2 separate regions of the Mus musculus genome follow, and region 1 is linked to region 2. Evidence: chromatin loops called from intact Hi-C (ENCODE). Cell type or tissue: heart. All regions are shown on one strand.

What was found. Hi-C counts contacts between places; a loop is a spot of excess contacts. Peaks named below come from ENCODE experiments on the same cell type or tissue, not always from the same donor. Only the 100,000 strongest peaks of a DNase experiment are listed, where the experiment ranks them.
Region 1: a loop joins it to region 2, with 7 times the contacts of the local background. A loop is called at or near these places in 5 of 42 quality-filtered maps.

The regions. Positions count from the first base shown.
Region 1 is chr19:6,370,874-6,378,873 of GRCm38, forward strand. It overlaps Sf1 (splicing factor 1), which reads left to right. Exons shown (of 13, transcript NM_001110791.1): 4 at 394-546; 5 at 745-834; 6 at 1,152-1,335; 7 at 1,428-1,543; 8 at 1,645-1,752; 9 at 2,700-2,880; 10 at 3,137-3,410; 11 at 3,676-3,735; 12 at 3,846-4,025; 13 at 4,785-7,165. The coding sequence ends at 5,122. Among named protein-coding and RNA genes, the nearest start is that of Pygm, 9.5 kb to the right of the region's middle. In heart, CTCF peaks have their summits at 3,089 (motif pointing right) and 5,534; DNase peaks (open chromatin) are centred at 3,328, 3,898, 5,098, 6,648 and 3 weaker places; H3K27ac peaks cover 410 bases.
Region 2 is chr19:6,447,536-6,455,535 of GRCm38, forward strand. Nrxn2 (neurexin II) reads left to right here. Exons shown (of 23, transcript NM_001205234.2): 4 at 720-749; 5 at 2,993-3,064; 6 at 7,444-7,745. Among named protein-coding and RNA genes, the nearest start is that of Gm14965, 33 kb to the left of the region's middle. In heart, a CTCF peak has its summit at 4,894; DNase peaks (open chromatin) are centred at 4,556 and 4,856; H3K4me3 peaks cover 1,096 bases; H3K27ac peaks cover 555 bases; H3K27me3 peaks cover 5,232 bases.

The DNA.
Region 1 (8,000 bases), 77 kb before region 2:
GGCACAGTTCACCATAACTTGGGTTTCTGTGGTTCATCAAGTTTGGTTATCACATATTTTTTCAAATGAAAGAGTCATTTGGCAAGAAGCTTCCAGAGGATGGTCCTGTTCTTGCCACTTGTGGTCCAGAGGTTTCTCTTTAATAGATCCTTCCCCGGTCACATAGAAGTAAGAGCATTTTTCCCTTTCTCACATACACCACAGTTTGCTTAACGTTAAGTCAGATTCCATCTCCTCATTCCACACGATCTTGAATAGCACACGTTATGGTCGGTTCCTCCGAAGAGTGTTGTTAGGATCTGAGAGGCAGAGGGGCTGGGGAGACTTGTTATAGTCCATGTGGGAGCAAGGTGAGTGGGGGTCAGAGCAGTAATGAGGATCTGTCTCCCACAGGTCCCCTTCCCCTGAACCAATCTACAACAGCGAGGGGAAGCGGCTTAACACTCGAGAGTTCCGTACCCGCAAAAAGCTTGAAGAGGAGCGGCACACCCTTATTACAGAGATGGTTGCTCTCAACCCAGACTTTAAACCACCTGCAGATTACAAGTAAGCAGAGAACACATTAAAAGGGCACACTGAGTTCATATGTGACCTGCTGGGACAATTCTGGTGTACCTACTCACCTTTTGGCCCAAATTATCCTCAATTCTCCATAGTATATACTCTCTTGATTAGTTAAAAAAAGAGCATGGATTATGTGTGCCACCTCCCAGAAATAGATGGTGATGATCTTTTCTTCCTTAGGCCTCCAGCAACACGTGTGAGCGATAAAGTAATGATCCCCCAAGACGAATATCCAGAAATCAATTTTGTGGGGCTCCTAATTGGACCCAGGTGAGTAATTACTAGTCTATGGCACCCTAGGTTTTAATTGTATTTGGGTTTGTTGTTGAATTTGGTGTGGCATTTGTTTTGGCTGGATTATGCTTAAACTCGATTTGTGTCAAGGTGTCCGTCCCACCACACACACTGTTTTCTGTGAATTAAAATCCTGAGATGTTAGAGCTGACCTTAGGGTACAGAGTCCTTGACTAGGTGATCCCACGTGCTGCATTTTGCAGTTTCCCACTAATGCCTACTCAGCCCAGCCTTTTTACTGAAGTAGAGGAGTTTGCACAGGTTGTGTAAACAGTCTTTTCTGCCTTTGATAGAGGGAACACCCTGAAGAACATTGAGAAGGAATGCAACGCCAAGATCATGATTCGGGGGAAAGGATCAGTGAAAGAAGGGAAAGTTGGGCGTAAAGATGGTCAGATGTTGCCAGGCGAAGATGAGCCTCTTCATGCTCTAGTCACTGCCAATACGATGGAGAATGTCAAAAAGGCAGTAGAACAGGTGTGTGCTGAGCCCAGGAGGGGGCTTCTTGCTGGAAACCTAGGTGATGGCCCTAAGTACTTTGACAACTAACTGCTGCTGCATCTTAATAGATCAGAAACATCCTGAAGCAGGGTATTGAGACCCCAGAGGACCAGAACGATCTACGGAAAATGCAGCTTCGAGAGTTGGCTCGCTTGAATGGCACTCTACGGGAAGATGATAATAGGTTAGTGATAATGTTGAGAAGAATGCATAGAAATTTGAACCTTTTTGAAGTGGGACAGTGGTCTCTACAGGTGTTTGAATTGATTTCTCCCATCTCAACAGGATCTTAAGGCCCTGGCAGAGCTCAGAGACGCGCAGCATTACCAATACTACTGTGTGTACCAAGTGTGGAGGGGCTGGTCACATTGCTTCTGATTGCAAATTTCAGAGGTGAGGCCTGGCTGTTGAAGTGGCTCTCCAGCAGCCACTGGTATTCAGGATCTTTGTTTTTATAATGACTCACGCATGGTTCATCTCATGCACCAGAGCAGCATCCTTTGTGGATCTGGGTGATGTGAGTTAAGGCTCAAGAAGACTACAAATGTGTAATGCCTCCTGGTATTGTCTTTTGTTGTCTTGTCCAAAAACTTATGCTCTGACTATAAATGTTTCCATTGGGTGTGTTATTAATTTACCTTAACTGCTTAAGTTTAAGACTAAGATTTTTTTTTTTCCCATAAGGTCCTTTTAATAGTTAAATTATTTTCTCTCAAACAGGGAAGATACTATAGTTATATTCATTTGAGTGTTTTGCCTATGCCTACATGTACTTCTGTATTTTGCATGCCTGGTTCCTATGGAGGTTAGAAGAGGGCTTTAGATCGCCTAGACCTGGAGTTACAGATGATTGTGAGCTGCCATGTGGGCACGGGGAACTGAACCCATATTCTTTGTATGAATAATAAGTGCTCTTAACTGCTGAGTCATCTCTTCAGCCCCATAGAGATAGGATTGATAGAACGGGAGAGATGAGGATGGGGCTGGAGAGACGGCTCAGTGGTTAAGAGCACTTGACTGCTTTTCCAGAGGTTCTGAGTTCAATTCCCATCATCCACATGGCGGCTCACAACCATCTGAAATGGGATCTGATGCCCTCTGAAGACAGCTATAGTATACATAAAAATAAAAAAAAAGAGAGAGATGAGGGTCTTGTACGGTGGTTGGTTGCTGGAATCTGTAATCCAGAGCCTCTTTTGTGACTGGCAGTGGTTAAAAATAGACACAAAATGGACATTGGATAACTGTTTCCAGTAAAGGATTAGAAAGGGGGTCACATTTGACTGAATGCTCTGTTGGTATTTTCTTCTCCTTACTTTGTGTTTCTGACCCTACTTTAGGCCTGGCGACCCTCAGTCAGCTCAGGATAAAGCACGGATGGATAAAGAATATTTGTCCCTTATGGCTGAGCTAGGGGAAGCTCCTGTCCCTGCATCTGTGGGCTCTACCTCTGGGCCTGCCACCACGCCCCTGGCTAGTGCACCAAGACCTGCTGCTCCTGCCAGCAACCCACCACCACCGGTGAGCCCTGGGACAGTTTTCTGGTCTAGCTCCCCTGTTCTCTTCTGCAGAGATAAGGAGCTATGGCCAAGGATTTGGGGTAAAGCTTAGAGGTGGATATAGCTGGCAACATTGTTTTTCTGGGATGTCTGGCCTCTGTAGGGTCACTTTGGGAGGACCCTGTCCGTGTGTCCTTGGTCCTCTGACATAGTCAGAAGAACAATGTTGCCACCAGGGGGCGCAGGCGCGGACATTGGCAGGAAATGCTCTCACGTAGTCTCTCATGTCTACAACTCAGAGCCGCCCACCCTGGATGAATTCTGGTCCTTCAGAGAATCGGCCCTACCATGGCATGCATGGAGGTGGTCCTGGTGGTCCTGGAGGTGGCCCCCACAGCTTCCCACACCCATTACCCAGCCTGACAGGTGGGCATGGTGGGCATCCCATGCAGCACAACCCAAATGGACCACCACCACCTTGGATGCAGCCACCACCACCACCGATGAACCAGGGCCCCCACCCACCTGGGCACCATGGCCCTCCTCCAATGGGTAAGTAAGTGTCAGACCAGAAACCTTGGGGCTTGGGAGGGGAGATAGGGTCACCCCAAGTAGTGAGCTGTGAGCTGCAACAGCAGTTTGGCTAGCTAGTACTCTGAATCTAGCTAGTACTCTGAATCTTGCTGAGGTCTAGGCTCATGGAGGATCTGTGCGGGGAGACCCATGAACTTTTGGGTCAAAAAGCTGAGAAAGCTATGGTGTTTTGCCTGGCCAGTTCAAATGTCCTGCTAAGTCCCTGCTCTTTCCTTCCATCAAGATCAGTACCTGGGAAGTACGCCTGTGGGCTCTGGGGTCTATCGCCTGCATCAAGGAAAAGGTAATGCTGCTTACTCTCTTGGGATCTCTGTCTAGGACTGGGAGCAAATGGGGCTTCTAGCCCAGGACCCTGCTCTCTAAAGCCCAGGACCCTGGTCTTACTGCCTGCAGGTATGATGCCGCCGCCGCCTATGGGCATGATGCCGCCGCCTCCGCCACCTCCCAGTGGGCAGCCCCCGCCTCCTCCCTCTGGTCCTCTTCCTCCATGGCAGCAGCAGCAGCAGCAGCCTCCGCCACCCCCTCCGCCCAGCAGCAGTATGGCTTCCAGCACCCCCTTGCCATGGCAGCAAAGTGAGTGGAATATTTTGGGCTTGTGGGGGTGGGTGGGATGTGGGCTAGGGCTGAGGGGAACAAGAACCTCATAATTTCACACAGGCTGGAGACACCTTCATTGAGGACTCTGGTCTCTCAGCAAGGGCAGTGGGGTTGAAAGCCAGGCTGCCTGGCCCAAGGGAATGTCTTGGGGAGGAGAGCTGATGTTTGGCGTGGTTGTGTTTGGGAGAGACTTGGGAGGTCTGGAGGGGAGCTTGCTGTTGTAGATAGAGCACCAGAAGTCCAGGCTAAGCTGCTGAATGAGCTGCTGGTTCGGCCATGCCTTGTGAGCGGAGTCAAGAGTGGGATGGTGCATGCATGTTCTGGAGGGGGTTGTGATTGGGCCTGAGAGACTGCAGAAAAAAGGGAAGGGGCCGATGGGGAGAGAGTAGTTGTGGGCTTGAGGTTGAATGTGCCGTTCGGTGGTGGCGGCGGCTGGGCGGAGGGACGTCAAAGCCGGTTCTTGTGTCTGGAACTTTCCCCTGAGCCCCTCCAGGGGCATTGGTGACAAAGGGCTTACTTTGTTAAGCCCAGAGACCATGAGGCTGACCCCAGGGTAGTCCTGCCCACCCCTCCACTCCCATCACCAGGACAGCCCCGCCCGCCCGCCCCCCACCACCGTACAGCATGCCAAAGCAAGGAGCAGGCGCCCCTCGTCCCCCCTGTCCCAAGGCAGCAGCCGCAGAGAGCCGCGGTGTACCCCCGCGCGTGTGACCTTGGGCTTCTTTACTACCCCAGATACGACGACTACCACCACGAGCGCTGGCACAGGGTCCATCCCGCCATGGCAACAGCAGCAGGCGGCTGCCGCAGCTTCTCCAGGAACCCCTCAGATGCAAGGCAACCCCACTATGGTGCCCCTGCCCCCCGGGGTCCAGCCGCCTCTGCCGCCCGGGGCCCCTCCCCCTCCGCCGCCTCCGCCACCTGGTTCCGCCGGCATGATGTATGCCCCACCCCCTCCTCCTCCGCCTCCCATGGACCCTTCTAACTTTGTCACCATGATGGGCATGGGGGTGGCGGGCATGCCGCCCTTCGGGATGCCTCCAGCTCCCCCACCGCCTCCACCACAGAACTAGACTTGTTTTTTTTTTTTTAAGAAAATATATATTATATACATAGAGAGTTGGTCTCTTATAAACACACGCCGAACCTCACCATATGGAGCCAGACATTGGGATGCACGCATGTGATTGTGTGTGCACGCATGTGTGTGTGTGCACGCACTGGGCTGGGCCAAGTGACTGGACTCGCTTGGGAAACGGGCAGTGGTAGTGGGGCGCCAGCTTGAGCTTTCCTGGCACCTGTAGCATCGAGTGTCTTCTTTGTCTTCTCTCCTCACCCAACTCCCTCTGCCTCTCCCCAAACCGGGCCGCCAGGATCCCTCCCCGCGGCAGCGATGGCCCGAGCCATGAGAGTGAGGACTTTCCGCGCCCATTGGTGACCCTTCCAGGCAGACAGCCTCAGCAGCGCCCCTGGTGGACAGGATGGTTCGGCAAAGCAGCCTGAGTTATTTTTGTGGACGGAATCGGAACACACTGGCTCCATATTGTGAAATTTTTATTAATTTTTATCTTTTTCCTTTGTTATTTCCTTATCTTTTCCTTTCTTCAGACTCCGTCCAAGGAGATGCTCTCCCCGGTCTTCTGCTGCAGATAGGATCCTTCCCTTGTCTCCATTCCTCTCCTCCCAAAGGGAGAGGGGCAAATGGTTTAGGTACAGGCTTTGGCTATTAATGTCAGGCTTGGTGGTGGGAGTGGGGGGTCCTATGGTTCTAATTGTTGAAGGGCTTCAGCCACATTCAAAATAAGTAGGTGGTTTATCTTTGACATCTTTTAAAGAGTCTGGATAAATCTGACTCGTTGCTCAATAGGGTTTATTTGGCAGTGGGATTCACATCTTCCTGCACTCCTGCCAGCAGTACAGGGCACAGCCCAAGCCACCATAGGCCAGCCTGGAGTCTTTTTCATGCTCTGGTCACCCAAGCTGCCTCAGAACCCATTTGCTTCTCTCCTTCCTGGAAAGCTTCCCTTTATGTTTTATTTTGACCCCAGATGTCCAGATGTTTTGCAGTGTCTGGGGCTTGTGTCCCTTGTTCTTCGTTCTGCTGCTTTGCCCCTTCCTTCCCTCTTCATGGAGTGATTATGTTGATAATAATGTGTAATGCGCGTTCTTTTCACTGGTTTATCTACAGAAATTTCTCTGGGCCTTTTTTTCTGTGTTTGATTCAACACTGCACTAAGGGGGAAATGTTCCATTGAATAAAAGAGCAGTGTGGTTTTCCGGGTCCGTTTCTTTTCTTTTAAAACCTTTTTCCTGACCATCAGCACCAAGTTTTACCTACCTACCCTGGCCCCAGCTCCTGCATGTGAATGGCTTCAGCCCCTCACTTTTTCTAGTTTCTAGTTGATAGAACTGAAAAGCAGGCTCACTCCACATTTCAGGAGTCTTTGTCATTGTGACAGCCTTTTCCTGGGGCTCCGACCCCCACCCACATTGATGAGCTCTAGATAGGATTTGTGTCTCCTAGCTGCTGCCCGACTTAAGGACCTGGACCTGGGGAGGCATCAGCACTAAAGGTCACGCTAACTAATCCTGCTTGTCGGGCACAGAGCTGCTAAAATTAAAACTGCCAAGTGGCTTTTTTTCTTTCTCTGCTGGTGGCTCTCAGCCTGCCAGGACTGCAGGTCTAGGGGAGTAGTAGGGACAAAACGTGGTGCCCTGTGCTGAGTGGCCACGTCTACAGAGTCTTCTGCAGTTCTCCTGTTTAGGGTACTAGGAAAATCACCCCTTGTGTCTTTGTGAGAGCCACGTCTTTGGCAGCTCATACAGCTGCTGCTGCTTTGTCTAGAGGCTTGAGGGCAGTTGCTGTCTACCCTTAGGCTTCCTAACCAAGCCCTCAACTAGAGGTTTTCCCTATTGTCTTTAACCTTACAGTGTGGGGGCAGGGCCTGGCCACCCTCTTCGACCTTGGCTTTACCTCATTGCTTCCCTCACAATCTTGGTTTCCCTGGTGGGCTCATTGGGCGGTTAATTAGCTCTTTGAAGCTCTGGAAGCGGCAAAGTGGCGCTGTGTGGGTTTTAGAAGTAAAATCAATAAATGACTTAACCATGGCTCAGCCATCCTCTGGTCTTGCCCTCCTCCCTGTGCAGTGTGCTCTTAATGGCCCCTCTCTCACCCTGCTGCCAGCCTTTGTTAAGAGTTTCCAAGAGCAAGTTTGAAGGCCCAGCTACAACAAGCACCTGTGCATAGTGTCAGTATTTAGGAGGTGGGAAATATCCATTTGGCCTACATGCCAACTTAGGTAGGAAACACAGTCCTATTGTGTCAGGGTTATGTTTCATTAGACACCAGTGTTTGATGCTGGCAGCAGTATCCCTATCTCCTCAGACCTTGGCAAGGGACATGCTAAGTAGAAACAGCATGGGGTCTCTGTTTATTTCTAAGACTAAGACAATTACTTAGCAGAAACTCAACATTGGTTCAGGTCGGGAGGCCAGGTTTCTAATTAGAAACTTAGACATAACTTCAGCTTGGTCTGGGTTGGATGTATTTCCAGGGATCTAGGAAGTATCCATATCCCTGAGTAAAGGAAGGGAAGGGGCAGGAGTGGTGAGAGGAGTATGTTTGAGACTGGGGGTCTTATGCTGAGACAGGGTGTGTAGAATAGAGGAAGTGGGAACCCTGCTATGGAGGTTACAGAAAGTCCCTGGATAAAGTCCGTGACAAGCATGTGTAGCCCTTTGACTTGGCAGGGCTGTTTAGTCTTTGGCTTTGTAACATTATGTGTGTGTTGGGCCATATTTACAGCCCTCTCTCTTGCTGTTGGTTGCAGGTTGGATTAAAGGAGTTGGGGGGCTGGAAAGATGGCTCAGTCTTCAAGGGCACTGTCTGTTCCCAGCGTTGTGCCTCATAGCCATCTATAGTGTGATCTGATACCCTATTCTGGTGTGTAG
Region 2 (8,000 bases):
TATGCAGACCCCTGGTGTGTGTGCGCGTGCACATGTGTATGCATGTGTGTGTACATGTGTGTGTGTGTGCATGTGTGTGTGTGTGTGTGTGTGTGTGTGCATGTGATGGCTGGCGTCCCCTTGCCCACTCAATCCCACTCTAACGGGACACTCTCTCTCTCTCCAGGTGGCTCTGATTTTTGTGTTGTGTTTTATTTTCTCCTCCATCCGAATTGTTTTTTTCTCGTTGACCGTTTTTTTTTTTTTTCTCCACCTCCTGGAAGAAAAAAAAAAAAGAAAAGAAAAAAAGAAAAAAGGAAAAAGGAAAAGGGAAAGGCCGCTTCGCGCCGCCCCGCGCCATGCTGCTTCCCTTTCCTTTTCCTTTTCTCTTTTTTTTTTCCGGCAAGAAGAAAAAAAAATAAGAAACCAAAAAATTCTCTCCCCTCCCCTGCAGCAACGCCCACCTGCCCGCCTCCTCTGGCTCACACCTCTCGCCCACCCTCTGACACCCCTTCCCCTCCCTCTACCCTCTGTTTCTGCATCGGGCCCCTTCCCTCAGCTGCTGGGCTGGGGGCTCTCCCCCGATGTCTGTCACAAGTTAACAGGGTTTTAAATTGTGGCAGCAGCAACTTCCCCTCCCTTCTCTCTGGCGGATTTCATGACTCGTGTTTCTTTGTTTCTTTCCTCTTCTCTTTCTTTCTTTTCTTCTTTTCTTTCTTTCTCTTCTTCCCCTTTCCAAGGTCCGGCTCACCTGACGTTAAACAGCGAAGGTATGGTTTGAAGTTTTGGTTTCGTTTGGATTGGACTGGATTGCCCCAGACTGTGCCTGGCTTTTCTGTTCTCTCCCCCAACCCCTTCTCCTTCACCCCTCCTGCCTCCCTCCTTCCTTCCCTTCCCTTTCCCTTGGCCATTTCTTTATTTGTATGGGGGTGCCTGGCAGGGGTGGGGCTGGCCCTCTCCGTCCCCCTCCCCCCCCCACGGGTCCACCGTCCACCCTCACGTCACCTTGGTTTCTGATGTCAGATGTACACTCTCCTGCCGTTGTCTCCAGTCTCCTTGCATTTGTTTTCTCTCCATCTTCCTCGTGGTACATCTTGCTTTCTCTTTCTCATGCCGGTGTTTGATTTGCATCCACTCATTCTGCTCACTCTCTCTTTTCTATGAATGCGAGTAAAAAAGAGAAGGGCCTTCCTGGGCTGCAGAAAGGATTTGAGGCAACACATTCCTCTCCCCTGGCTGCTGTGGAAGATACCCCATTTAATCCCTGTCCCTAGAATGGGTTGGAAAGGGAAACTATGGGGCTGGAGGTGTAGGATCCTCCCTCCCCACAATTCCTCGCTCTCTGCCTTCCCTCCATTATCTTTTGAGTCTCTTATCGCTATCTGACAGTCGACCATATACCAGAGAGACAAATGACTGGCTATTGTGATTACAGAACCTCACCAGGAGGCATGACAGCCCCACCAGGTGGCATGATAGCCCTACTAAGTGGCTAGACTCTAATTTGTCCTTTAGCTTGCACCTACCCTTGGCAAAGTTCCTCCCACCAGTCAAAACCCCAGTCTTGGGGGCCGAGGCATAGCTAAGCAGTAGATTGTTGTCTTTGCATACTCGAGGCTCTGGGATCTAATCTAAGTATTGCAAGGGTAGAGGATACCTGGCATTAACCAACCTGGAGGGGAACCCAGGAGTTCTGACTGGTCCCCTCCAGCTGTGACCCCCTGCCATCCCTGTATCCACCTCTATTAGCACCCTTGGCGGCTCTGCTGTACCTGCCCAAGAGACAGGCCTGTGTATTTAACCGAGAGACGGTGGGACCACGTCTAGGCTGCAACAGAGTTTTGCCAAGATATGAAATTTGGGATGGATTTAGGTCTGATGAATATGGGCCTGGAATTTGTGGAGGCATGGGAAATTATGGCCAGAGGAAAGCAGGAGGAAGCCCATACAGGAAGTTAGGAGAAGGGTCCTGGCTGACTCCCTCACATCCTTCTTTCCTCTAAGGCCTTGGTTGGGGGAGGGCTGGCTGTGGCTCACCTCATACACTGAGGATGTTTGCTCGAAGGGTCCCAGAGATGCCTCCCCTCACATGAAAGCTTCTGCAGCTCAGATGTTTGTTTAGTTTTAGTTCTGGGAGCTGGGGACTGGAGTTGGAGGAAGAGCCCAGAAAGAAACTTCCCCTTTTATTCCTGAATTCTCCTCATCCTGTGGGTCTAGCGGTAGGGCTGGTTGCCTGGGAGCCAGGCTCCAGAGAGCACCTGTTCAGTGGTAAGGGTGGGTTAAGCTCAAGCCAGCGTGGAGCCCAGACATGGCAACCTGTGCCTCTGGGGGTGCTGGAGCTGGGCCCTGTGTGGTGAGCCAGGGAATGGGGCTGAGAACTGGTGTCTGAGGAAGATTTGCTTGTATATCCCCCCGAGCCCCGCCTAGCCGGGACCTCCTTGGATGAGCACAGCCCTTCTTCGAGTGTGGTGGAAGGACAGACCGGGGAAGCCCCAGAGTTTAGGTGGAGGCCATCAGAGCTCCCACTGCAGTGACCGAAGCAGTGACAGGTGGCCCATGAGAGGACAGTCCCTGAACAGGAGGGCTTTGTACCTGGATTGAAGTATAGCACGGGTGTAAGCCAGGCAGAAGCAGGTTGACAAGATTATTCTCTAACCAGCAGGAGATGTGAGCAGAGCCCAGGGAGGGAGGAGCATGAGCCCCAGGGATGTGGCAGTGGCCCCACAGGGTGCTCAGGACCTTGGTCGGTCTCCAGGACTGCCCTTCTCCCCTGACTTGGTCTCTTCACCCTAGACTGACTCATTCCTCACCTGAGGCTGGTGGCCTTTGGATTGTCACATGGCTCCTTCTCCAGAGACCCTGAAAGCCAGGGAATCCCCAGAGAAGCTCTCCTCCCTTGCCCATGCCTGCAAGCAGCACCTTTGTCCTGGATAGGGCCTCTGTCACCTCAAGAGACTGGGATGGGACTGGCTGCAAAGCCCCTGTGCCTGACTCCCCAATTCTGCTTCTCCAGTAGGGTCCTTACTGTTCTCCGAGGGGGGGGCCGGGAGAGGAGGAGCCGGCGATGTGCACCAGCCGACAAAAGGTTAGTGATCCCACGGTCCCCAGATAGCCCAGCCCTTGCCCTGCTGTAGGCTAACTGCATTCTAGAGGCAGAGGTGTCTTCACAGGTGCATGGCACCCTCCTGTGACTTGCCTCCAGGCCTGCAGTAGGTCTGCTTCCCACTGCCATTCCCAGGGGCACTGGTCCATGCCCTACTGTGAAGGACCACAACCTCCATCTCGTCCCCAGAGCTTAGCTGTCCTGATGACCTTCCAGAACACAGATGCTTGTTTCTATGGCAGCGGTCAGGCCCATCTCTAGAAAGGGTTGCTGTGGTGGAGGTGACAGGGTACCATCCTATTCCAAGAGCCTGCTAGGTGCCTTGCCTGGGGGAAACTACTAGCATCTGTGATCTCTGTGTGTCACCTATATTGTCCCAGTGAACCATGACGACATTTAGTGGCAGGCATCATTGCTTTGGTAGGTGGGGAAACTGTCAAGCCAGAGGCCAGCACAAGGCCCCTTAGTGTCTTAGAACACTGGGAGTCCAGCTCACTTGTTAGGCCAGAGGCAACCTCTCTCAGGGCTCTTTGCTGAGAAAAGTACAGGCCACCCTGACAACTCTCAAAGCTCTGTATCCAAGCCAAAGCCACATGATGTCACCTCCACCCTCCGACTAGTGCCCTACTGTCCGTCTGGGTTTGCACTGTCCCAAGACCTGCTCCGGCTCCTCGCTGTCTCTTAGAGCCAGGTTGTGAGAAAAGCAGCCATTCTGTCTTTGTGGGCTATCTCCCTGAACTCCTGGGCCAGCCTGGACACTCCTGGGTGCCCCTTTGTCTGCATCCCCTTAGGATCAGTCATACCACATCCTGCCTCTCTCTGCTGCCCATTCTGGTCCTGAGCTCCCCGAGGACAGGATTTTCATTGTCTCTCTACGTTCTGCACAGCTCTTGACATATATGTAGGCATGAGCTCAGCACATTTAATTAATTAATTACTAATTTTGATAGGGTCTCACTGTGTAGTTTTGGCTGTCCTGGAACTCACTGTGTAGACCGGGTTGCCCTTGAACTCACAGAAATACATCAGCCTCTGTGTTCTGGGTGTTGGGATTACGGGTGTGCACCACCACATGTGGCTCACAATTATTTAAAGTGAGTGAGTGGTCACTGTTCCCAGCGTCTTCCTGACTGTGGTCCGGGTAAGAGCACAGGAACTGCAGGCTTTGTTCAGAAGAGTTAACTTATTTATTCACCGATGGAGGGGTGAGCATGCGTGCCTTCACATCCAGGGGCAGAGTCACTTACGACTGGATTATGGGCTGTCATGTTCAGCGTCTCTCTAGATTCCTGCAGCGCCCGGGGAGGTAGGCTGACAGGAGGAGGAGAGAGGAGAGAGCTGGGCTTAGCGCTCTGTGGCCTGGCCGAGGCCATAGAGCTAGTTGGTAGAGCCAGCTCCAGCACCCAGGGCTTCTCTCTCACATTGCATTTCCTCCCGAGGGAGCTGTACAAGATGTCCTAGGCAGTTCCTAGGCAGTAAGTGCCAAATGAGCAGAACACACAGCTGTAGATCCCCAGAGCCAGGAGGGTCAGAGCGGCTGGAGAGCTTCCCAGAGGAGGCCTTGGAGCTGGTCTGCAAAGGGGGCAGCTGTTGCCTCCCTTTCACGGCACCTAGAAACCCTCTCAGTCCTTGGCCACATTCAGCTTTGTTAGGCACACTTGTGAAGCCACAGATTCCCTGATGGAGAAGCAAACAAGTATTGGCAGTGACTCCCTTTCTACACTAGGAGCTCTTAAGAGTTGTGGTTTCTCACGTGCTGATGGGAGTTGTAGTTCCTGACTGTGGCCTGGCCACTGTGGGTGATGGAGGAAAGCGCCCCCTGCCTGGCGCTTCAGGATTTGAGCATCTCAGATCCAGCTAGGGCTCCAAGAAGCTCCCAGGGCCACATCACATTACACTGCACATTCTGATCCCTGGAGTAACAGTCTCCATGAGGGTCCACCTTTGCTTCTCTCTCTCTCTCTTCTCTCTTCTCTCTTCTCTCTTCTCTCTTCTCTCTTCTCTCTTCTCTCTCTCCCCTCATCTTCAATTTTCTTGCTACCATTGCCCACCTGCCTACCATGCCTCTTCCCTCTTCTTAAATGAGTTCAGGCTCCCCCAGACCTTAGAAATCTCTTTCCCTTTCTAGGTCAGGAGGACTGAGGTCCAGTCAGCTCAGGCTTTGCGGCATAGCTGGCTTTGCCTCCTCCCCTGGGTCCACCTGAGGAGTCCGGGAACGGCCTCATTTCTGTTCTGCGCCTTGGCAGCCACAGTCCAGCCTCAGCCCTGCCTCTCCTTTTTTTTTTTTCCCCTGACTTCTTTTGTTTGGTCCCAATCACTTTTTCAGGTGGCTGCCGTATTTTCCTCTCCTTCTGTCTGTGTCTCAGCGATGTTATTTGCTTTGACCGCAGTGAAGGTGAGGGAGTGGGAGGGGAGGTCTGACCTCTGGGCGGGTTTAACAGTATGGGTGGTGAAGCCAAGGTCAAATGCATTCCTGTTTCTGGTCCTTGAGCCCCCTGGCTCTGTCAGTGTCTGAGCAGCAGGCCTGGTTGCTATGGAAACAATAAAGCTCCAGAAAGCCTTGGCTTCAGTTCCCCAGAGGTCCCTGTCCCCTTTCTATGCTGGCTGGCCCTCCTCCTTACCTGTCCCCTCAGGGTTCCCTCCTGTTCTTTATCAATAGGGTTCCATGTGACCGCTCCTTCCCTTACAGCCAGTCTCCATTTCTCTCCTGTCCCACTGAGGGTCCATCTTTGTCCCCTTCTACACTGAGCTCCTCACATCACCGTTAAATATGTCCTTGTCTCTGCTGGTCACCTCACCTTCGCTTAGGGTCCCCCGCACAGAGGGAGGGATTCAGATGGTCCCAATGTGGCCCGTGCCCTGCCCCCTCAGCTTGCTGCCCTGTGGCCTCAGGACAGAAGGCCTTGCCAGCTGCAGTGAGGGCTATGCCAGGCACTGGGGCAGCAGCTGGTGCCTTGGCATCCGGATGCAGCGGGGCAGTGTGGGCAGCCTGCCTGGAGGGAGAGAGGCAGGCTTGTGTGCTGGAGAAGAGGTCTGCAGAATCTGCAATGAGATCCCCGTGCTGGCCCGTGGGTCTGTTCCTAGGGGAGGACAGGTGTCTCACAGTGGTCCTCTGTGCCCATCTCTCAGTGCCTACCCTTCCTTCCCTGGTCCTTGAGAACATCTCCGGAGAAGCTCAGAGAGTTCAGTCTCTGCCTGGAGACCCTCACGACAAACACAGTCCTGTTTGCCCCTTACCCGTCTAGGGAGGCTGCAGGATCAGTATTTACTTATAGCGGACAGAAGTCACTGCCTGGGTGCAGGCCACCGCTCTCTTTGGTTTGGAATCTGGTTTTCTGCCTGGGCTTGTGCTCTGGTGTGTGAAATTGAGAGACTGGACCCCAACTCTCTATTTTTAGTCATGGTCTTCCTATTTGTCATCCACTTGTAGACCCCCCCCCCCAATCTTTATGGCCCTTCCATGAGTTGTGGCTTCCCCCACTAAAGACTGCCAGTAAAAATGGAACTTGAACTGGTTGCTGTGTCCATGCGTACACGTGCATAAACATATACGCTCACACATGTACACAGAGGTCATGTACACCCACGAGCATGCACACACGAAAGCCAGGCCCTCCCCTGCCGCTCACCGGGCAGTGTGGCTGTCTCAGGTTAGAGGAGGAAGTTGGGAGATGAGGGAGAGCTGGCATGAGCTCCCAGGTGAATGTGGCAGAGTGGCTGTCACCTGGTGCATATCCCTGTCCCTTGCAGTGCCTCCCCACATGCCTTAGTCCTGTCCCTCTGCACTCCATGGCTTTCCAATCTTCTCATCTGTGCAGGGCTAGACAGCTTACTCACTGGTTTCATCTCTTATGGGAAGGCCTGAGAGTACCCCTGTCACTGGGTACTGAGGACAGCTGTTACCAAAGAGGAAGTGAGAGGAGAGGTGGGCAGCTCAGGAGACACTTGGTGCTGCAGTCCTAGAGAGGCATCCCAGGGAGAAGCCTGGCAGAGCCTCTTATTTCTCCCTCACATGCCTTTGTTCCGGGGTGGCAGAGGTTGAGAGGATTGGTAGGGAGGAGACGGCGAAGCCTGTGGCTTTGTCTGGCCCTGTGGCAGCTTAATTGTCAGCTGTCAGTGTGAGAGCCACTTAGCAGCCTCCTGCTTTGGAAATGGACCTGGGGGAAGTTGACTTTTGGTAGCAAAGGCAGCAGGGTCCAGGATGACAGCATGTAGGAGGGGAAGAGGGCCTAAGTTTAGAGTTGGGACCACAGGACTCCAGTGTCCAGGACCCATGCTTAGGTCGCTGGAAGTGAACGGGGAGGCTCTGGCATACCCCACCCACTCAGCCTTCTCCCGTTTTCCCAAACCATGGCGTCCAGGCAAGGAGGAATTTGTGGCAACCTTCAAGGGCAATGAGTTCTTCTGCTACGACCTGTCCCACAACCCGATCCAGAGCAGCACTGACGAGATCACACTGGCCTTCCGCACCCTGCAGCGCAACGGGCTGATGCTGCACACGGGGAAGTCGGCTGACTACGTCAACCTGTCCCTCAAGTCTGGGGCTGTCTGGCTGGTCATCAACCTAGGCTCAGGTGCCTTCGAGGCCCTCGTGGAACCCGTCAATGGCAAGTTCAACGACAACGCCTGGCACGACGTCCGGGTTACCCGAAACCTGCGCCAGGTAGGGGGAGCAGGGAGAAGGCCAGGGGTCAGCTTCGTCTGGGGCAGGACATACATGGAGGACAGAGGCATGTCTTGGGTTGGGGTGGGAGAGAGCAGGGCTGGGCAGTAAGGTGTGATTGGGGCAGTACAACCTGAGGTGTGAACTCAGCTATGTGACAGGCTTCTGAGACCTTATCAACCAGGGGTTGAGCTAGGAGGAGGCTCCAGAGCTGCCCTTGAGCAGAAGCCTGAGACCAGGAGTAGGGTTGCGCTG